Linked DNA regions of Homo sapiens: region 2 is linked to region 1. A link is an interaction called in ENCODE POLR2A ChIA-PET data of the cell type or tissue named here. Cell type or tissue: Panc1. All regions are shown on one strand. Region 1 overlaps TXNRD1 (thioredoxin reductase 1). Region 2 has its middle 8.7 kb from the start of ALDH1L2.

The links. ChIA-PET counts read pairs that join two places held together with the same protein. Peaks named below come from ENCODE experiments on the same cell type or tissue, not always from the same donor. Only the 100,000 strongest peaks of a DNase experiment are listed, where the experiment ranks them.
Region 2: POLR2A ChIA-PET joins it to region 1 with 7 read pairs; 7 of 35 experiments call an interaction of 5 or more read pairs at or near these places.

The regions. Positions count from the first base shown.
Region 1 is chr12:104,314,806-104,318,805 of GRCh38, forward strand. It overlaps TXNRD1 (thioredoxin reductase 1), which reads left to right. Exons shown (of 17, transcript NM_001093771.3): 7 at 972-1,091. Among named protein-coding and RNA genes, the nearest start is that of EID3, 13 kb to the left of the region's middle. In Panc1, no CTCF peak of the experiment used is centred here; no DNase peak of the experiment used is centred here; H3K4me3 peaks cover 492 bases; H3K27ac peaks cover 2,232 bases.
Region 2 is chr12:105,091,112-105,095,111 of GRCh38, forward strand. No RefSeq gene overlaps it. Among named protein-coding and RNA genes, the nearest start is that of ALDH1L2, 8.7 kb to the left of the region's middle. RefSeq lists an enhancer at 1,397-2,011. In Panc1, no CTCF peak of the experiment used is centred here; no DNase peak of the experiment used is centred here; H3K4me3 peaks cover 226 bases; H3K27me3 peaks cover 835 bases.

The DNA.
Region 1 (4,000 bases):
ATCTCGGCTCACTGCAACCTCCACCTCCTGGGTACAAGCAGTTCTCCTGCCTCAGCCTCCTTAGTAGCTGGGATTACAGACACGTACCACCATGCCCAGCTAATTTTCTGTGCTTTTAGTAGAGACAGGGTTTCACCGTTTTGGCCAGGCTGGTCTCGAACTCCTGACCTCAAATGATCCACCCGCCTCGGCCTCCCAAAGTGCTGGGATTACAGGCGTGAGCCACCACGCCCAGCCAATATACACCAAATTTTATATGCAGTTTAAGACCCACTGCACTCTAATCATCCCCAGCATAGCAACCCCTTTATCAGTTACCTCTGCATAGATTCAATGGCAAGTGCAGATGCTGCTTGAATTACAATGGGGGACTACATCCTGATAAAATCCTTTGTAAGTTGAAAACAAGTCAAAAATGCATTTAATACACCTAACCTCCCGAACATCATAGCTTAGCCTGGTCTACCTTAAACATGCTCCGAAAACTTACATTAACCTACAGTTGGGCAAAATCATCTAACACAAAGCCTATTTTATAATAAAGTGTTGAATATCTCATATAATTTACTGAATACTGAACTGAAAGTGAAACACAGTATGGGTGTATGGGTATCAACATAAAGAGAAAAATCGTAAGTCGGGTCGTCTGTATAGGGTTGTGTACATAGTAAGATTTCAATTTCTGGCATCTTTATCAGCAGTCAGTTAATTTTGTATCTTTGAAGTATACGGAAATTGTGGAAATCTGCCCCTCTTTTTGTTTTGTTTTAGGATGATGTTACCGTGTTTGGTATGTAAGGGTCTCTGAACTTATGGATGTTGTAAGAGTTAGGAATAAACTTTATTACTGACCACATTAAGCAAATATAATACAATATTTCTTAGAGTTGTAATAATTGTTGACTTTGTTCTTTGAATGTTTGTAAGGCTTGGAAAGCAGGTTATAAACTGATTTCTCAATGTTGTTGTAGGTCTCGGAGGAACATGTGTGAATGTGGGTTGCATACCTAAAAAACTGATGCATCAAGCAGCTTTGTTAGGACAAGCCCTGCAAGACTCTCGAAATTATGGATGGAAAGTCGAGGAGACAGGTATGAGAGGGAAAAGCTACTCTTCTGTTTGTGCTTTTGGGGGTTTGAGCTGCAATTTTTGTGATGCGTCGTCCATTTTCATGAAGATAGCAAATAGCCTAGTTGTTTTTATTGTTTACATTTTTGATGGATATAATCACTGGAGTTATCCTTTGTCAAGTATTTACATAGTTGTTATGGTAACAACAGATACTGCATTTGGACTATGGTATTTCTGTAATATAAAATTAGAGTTCTTTTGAATATATTGTCATGTAGTATTTGTGAGAAATCATACAATGTTTATAATTTGTAAGGAAGTACTAATTGCATTTGCTTTCTTTCATGTTGCATTTTTCTCCCTCCAAAGAAGTCTGTTTCATGAGCTGATGTTTGTGGGGGGTGGGGGTTGTTTGTTCAGGAGGGGGTGGTTAGGCTTTGTTGGATTAAAACTATTTAGAGTACCCTAGAAACCCTAGATGAGTTTAAGAGATTGGAATTGTTAATTTTATTTTTATTTATTTATTTATTTGAGACGGAGTCTCACTCTGTCGCCCAGGCTGGAGTGCAGTGGCACGATCTCAGCTCACTGCAAGCTCCGCCTCCCGGGTTCACACCATTCTCCTGCCTCAGCCTCCCGAGTAGCTGGGATTACGGGCGCCTGCCACCACGCCTGGCTAATTTTTTGCATTTTTAGTAGAGGTGGGGTTTTACCATGTTAGCCAGGATGGTCTCGATCTCCTGACCTCATGATCCACCTGCCTCAGCCTCCCAAAGTGCTGGGATTACAGGTGTGAGCCACCGTGCCTGGTGGAATTGTTAATTTTAGAAAGTAGATTGCATTATTTAGTAGAAGAATAAAATGAGATCTGGCATAGCTTCCTGGCTAATTTATGACATATGTCACTCTGTTGTGAAGAGTGAAACTCCAACCCCTATGTGATTTGAGGTTTGAGACCTATGCATTATGGAGCATTTGAGGGAAAATATTCCAGCCAGTAGCCAGGATAAACATTTTGTGGCTTTTTTGGGGTTTTAATTGTTTATTAAATGTAAAGATAAGGCATAAATGTATACTTGGAAAAATTTTGCTCTCACTCAAACTAGTTATGCTTCTCTTGTTGATGCTTTTACTTCCTACTTAAAATAATAGTACCTTTTCCAAGTCTGGAATCTTAGAAAATCACTAACTTTTAAAGTTTTATAATGTTGGGGTCACATTGTTTGCTCAGACCCTTAAGAGAGAGAGGGATATAGGAGGAAATTTTGTAAAACATTGATAATTACTGCAGCTTAGATGATTAGCACATGTGGGTGAGCTATATACTATTCTATTCCACTCCTAGCAGAGAAACAGCAAGTCCTGAGCCTTTTGTAGTGGTGGTAGACAGAGGCCAGGCAGGGAGGTTAGTCCAAGCTTCCTGCAGCCTTCCCTACCCACAAGCTACCTGGTCCTCTAGAACCATAACCGCAGTGGCATCTGCAGTTACTTTTTTTTTTTTTTTTTTTTTCAGTTGAACCAATTTCTTAAGGTTTGCTCTAATTCTAACATTATGATCATATGAATTCAATATCCATGATCTATCTGTTCTCTTAGAGGCTATAAATCAATTTTTTGTGCTGTCATTCCCACTTCCAGAGGCTGGCCAGTAAGTGTTATAAGCCTATTTTCAAAACTTACTGTATAGCCAGCCAGGATCATGCCTGTAATCCCAACAGTTTAGGAGGCCAAGGGGAAAGGATCAGTTTGAGACCAGAAGTTCGAGACTACCTTGGACAACAAAGCAAGAGCCTGTCTCTACAAAGAATAATTAGTCGGGCCTGGAAGCCCTCTCCTATAGTCCCAGCTTCTCAGGAGGCTGAAGCAGGGGGATAATTTGAGCCCAGGAGTTCAAGGCTGCAGTGAGCTGTGATTGATTGCACCACTGCACTCCAGCCTGGGCAACAGAGTGAGACCCTGTCTCTAAAGAAGAGATTATTGAGGCTGGGTGCAATGACTCATGCCTGTAATCCCAGCACTTTGGGAGGCTGAAGTCGGCAGAGCACTTGAGGTCGGGAGTTTGAGACCAGCCTGGCCAACATGGCAAAACTGCGTCTCTACTAAAAATATAAACAATTAGCTGGGCATGATGGCCCACACTTGTAGTCCCAGCTACTCTTGAGGCTGAGGCACGAGAATAGCTTGAACCCTGGGTTGAGGGGTACGGAGGTTGCAGTGAGCCCAGATTGAGCCACTGCATTCCAGTCTGGGCAGTCTGGGCAACCAAAGGGTTGATTTTTATCCTTTGAAATTTAATATTACTTTAGTGTCCTGACTTAAAGGATTAATTTAATTATGACAGAATCAAAAAGAATAAAAAAGTTTTCTCTTTGATAAGATATGGGAGTTTGGAGGAAATGTGATAAGACTCTTAAAATCCTGTCTAAATGAATAGTCAGTGAATTTTTTCCGTAAAAGGCCATATGGTAAATATTTTAGGATTCTTGGGGCATAGGGTCTCTAGTAGCTACTTAACTCTGCTTATGTAGTGTGAAAGTAGCACTAGAAAATATCGAAATAAATAAGCATGGCTGTATTTTAATAAAGCTTTATTTACAAAAAGCTGATGGGCTGGATTGGCCCATGGTGCAGTTTGCCAGCCCCTGACATAAACACTGTTACTAGTGTAGTAACTCCATACTCGGCTACATCAGAATCTCTTGGATTTTCTTACAAACACAGAATCCTAAGCCTTAATATATCCCAGAAATCAGTAAAATTCAAGTTCGTTTCTAGATAAAGAAGGAAAAAGTTTGTGTATTGTTATTTTAGTTTAAAATTGTCAGGGGATCTGTCTTGTATTATTTAATTGTATTAGTCTTATAAGAGAATACTTGAAGATGAAAAAGTGGCATATGTGCTCAAAATGGAGGATTTGCCCTTTCAGATT
Region 2 (4,000 bases), 780 kb after region 1:
TCTCAGCACTTTGGGAAGCTGAGGTGGGAGGCTTTCCTGAAGCTAGGAGTTTGACACCAGCCTGGGCAACATAGAGAGACCTGGTATCTATTAATTTTTTTTTTTAATTAGCCAAGTGTCACGGCACACACCTGCAGTCATATCTACTTGGGAGGCTGAGTTGGGAGGATTGCTTGAGCCCAGAAGTTACAGTGAGCCATGATCATGCTGCTGCACTCTAGCCTGGGCAGCAAAGGGAGACCCTGTCATTAAAAAAAAAAAAAAAAAAAAAAAAGCATAAGAGACTTCTCTTTCAGCTATGACAAAGTCCTTTGCAGCAGATTAATACTCATATGAAGAACAACTAGTACATCTAGCTAAAATTTTTTGGCATATCTACTTGAAGGCATCAGAAAGCTGAAATGGCAGTCAAGACTCTACGTACCGATGTCCCAGAGGAAAAAGCAGCTCACTAAGTTGAATCCAATATTTTGCATTCTGCTTTCCTCTTCAGCATTTACAAATGCTTGGTTTGGGGTGAGAAGCCAGGCATAAAGAAGATGCTAGAGACACCAGCAGTTTTCAGCAATCTAACGGGATGGAGAAGATAAAAACTGGAGTTTGAGCTGCCAGGAATTTAGGAGCCAAGATCTTGGAGATAAGAGATGTAGAAGTGTACTCAGTTCATGATAACTGTTTTTAGCTAGAAGTACTTGCTGATTCTAGAGGTGCATGGGATTAGAGGCTATTAAACCAAGCAGAAATGACCGAAAAGCACAGCAGAGTTTTCTGTACCATGAAATTGGAATTCAGCATCTGCCAAGAAGGAAGAAGTCCAGTAAACACCACAAGCTCTCAGCTGATACTCTTCAATGACATTACCCTAGGAAAGGGTGCAAACTAGAGATAGTACAACTATTGTAAGACTGCAGCCTAGCCTCACATGCTCTCAGCCCTGATTGGAATGAGCTGATCTGCCTGACTTTAGTTGCCTGCCAAAGAATAGGATCAATCCTGTCTGGAGAAAAATAACATCATCCAGAAAGCCTGCAATTGTTCATTCACTCTCCTGCATTCAATTATAACTGACCAGGTAATACAGGAGTTATTAAGAAATAATTCTTAGGCAACTAGAAAGGGTGAAAGTTCTCAGTGGAATTTTCCTTTAATAAAAAGCGGCCCCAAGCCACTTCTTCTTTAACAGAAAGCAGCCTGAGAAGCTTTTATATGTAAATGTCGGCAGCTGTACCTGAAACCCGGGTACATTCAATATGGGGTCTCCCGCCCTCTTTTCCTTATGACCGCCTTTGCTGGCATTAAAGCAGCCTTCAGGTAAAACCACGTATACAGGTATGATGGCTGCCGCCAGGAGGAGGCTGCATTTGCATAAAAAAAGACTAGGATGGGAGGGACAGTCTTTTCGCTGGCTACGTAAATGACACACCTGGTCAAACCAATCTCCTGTGCCCGATGTAAATCAATCACCGCCTCCTCAAGCCTCCGTACAAAACAGATTGCGTTCTGCCCCAAACTGGAGTCCCTTTGGGGCAATCCGCTTTCTCAGCATGAGGAAGCCTTTTTTCTCTCTCTTCTTGTCTATTAAACTTTCCGCTCCTAAACCCACTCCTTGTGTGTGTCCATGTTTTGAATTCTTTCTCGGCTGTGACAAAGAACCAGGGGATATACTCCAGACAATGGAGCCATTTCACCGGGACATCAAGAAAAATGAGCAAAAGAAATAAACAGTGCCACATGAACAGTGCTAAACTAGGTAGAAATAACCACTCTCATTTTCATGTTATCACCAGTAATCTGTGCAATAATGCGATAATATGTTGCTCCATGCCTGACTCCACCAAGCTGTGTGTCAAATTTAAGGACAATTGTTCACTAAGTAATGTTTGAGCATTTGTCATGTGCTGGGCACTGTAGTAGATGCTAGATGTAGAGAGATGAACAAGGCAGATGCTTTGTCATGATGTGAGCCTGAAGCTGCCGAGGAATACCATAGGAACCTAAAGAATGTAGCCCAAACTGTAGAAGACACAGAAAAGAAACAGTAAAAATCCAAACAGTGATGGCTGGGCGCAGTAGCTCATGCCTGTAAACCCAGCACTTTGGGAGGCCGAGGCGGGCGGATCACCTGAGGTCGGGAGTTTGAGATCAGCCTGACCAACGTGGAGAAACCCCGTCTCTACTAAAAATACAAAATTAGCCAGGCATGGTGGCACACGCCTGTAATCCCAGCTACTAGGGAGGCTGAGGCAGGAGAATCGCTTGAACCTGGGAGGCGGAGGTTGCGATGAGCTGAGATCACGCCATTGCACTCAGGCCTGGGCAACAAGAGCGAAACTCCCTATCAAAAAAAAAATTAATAAAATAAAAATAAAAAAATAATAAAAAAAATTCAAACAGTGGGCATCATTTGAATTCTGAAGCCAGATGCACACAAAGGCCAACCCCACACTAGATGTTTTAAAATTGACATTCAGTAAAAATGACTTTACTGTTGGTATACAATTCTATGAGTATTAACACATGTATATACTTGTGTAGGGAATACCACAGTCAAAATATCAATAGTTGCATTACTCACCTTCTGAAAAAAGTCCTTGCCCTATCCCTTTGTTGTGATATCCATTAACCACCTCTTTGCCCTGATAAACACTGATATGTTCTCTATGACTGTAGTTTGAATGTAGTTGTCAAATCAACGGAAACACAATAGTATGTAACTTTTAGAGCCTGGTTTCTTTCACTCAGCATGATGTCCATGAGATTTGTGCAAATATTTAGCGTTTTCCATGGAGTTTACGATGCTTCTGTTACTGATTTCTAATATAATTTCATGGTAGTGAGAGAATATAACTATATTTCAATCCCTTTAACTTTATTGGGATTTATTTTATGGCCTACCACAAGGCCTATCTTACTGAATAGTCCCTGTACTCTTGAAAAAAATGTGTATTTTGCTGTTGTTGGATGGAGTGTTTTGTAAACATCAATTAAGACATGTTGGTGAAAATATTGTTTAATTCTTCTATATACGTCTACATTCTGTCTACTTGTTATATCAAATACTGAAAGAGGAATGTTGAAGTCTCAAACTATAATTGTAAATTCATCTATTTTTTCTTCTTTCTATACTGTCAGAATTTGTTTCATATATTTTAAAGTTCTGTTATTGAGAGCATATATATTTAGGATTGTAATGTCTTCTTGATGAATTAATCACTTTGACATTGTGAAATGTCTCTATTTATTTGAGATAATATTCTTTGTTCCAAACTCTAATTTGTATGATGTTAATATGGCCACCAGCCACTTCAGCTTTTTTTTTTTTTTTTTTTTTTTTTTTTAGACGGAGTGCAATGGCAAGACCTCGGCTCACCACAACCTCTGCCTCCTGGGTTCAAGCGATTCTCCTGCCTCAGCCTCCCGAGTAGCTGGGATTGCAGGCATGCGCCACCATCCCTGGCTAATTTTGTATTTTTAGTAGAGATGGGGTTTCTCCATGTTGGTTAGGCTGGTCTCGAACTCCCGACCTCAGGTGATCCGCCCACCTTGGCCTCCCAAAGTGCTGGTATTACAGGTGTGACCCACCGCGCCTGGCCCTCCAGCTTTCTTATGATTAGAGTTATCATGGTATATCATTCCCTATCCCTTTGTTGCATAAAATCTGTGTCTTTATATTTAAAGCATATTGCTGGATCTTCTTTTTTCACCCAGTCTATCTCTGCATTCTTTTTTTATTTTGAATTTCTGTGGGTACATAGGTAGGTGTATGTATTTATGGGGTACACGAGATATTCTGATACAGAGATACAATGCATAATAATCACATCAGATGGCCAGGCACTGTGGTGCATGCCTGTAATCCCAGCTACTCCGGAGGCTGAGGCAGGAGAATCACTTGAACCTGTGAGGCAGAGGTTGGGGTGAGCTGAGATCACGCCATTGCACTGCAGCTGGGGCAGCAAGAGCAAACTCCATTTCAAAATAATAATAATAATAAATAAAT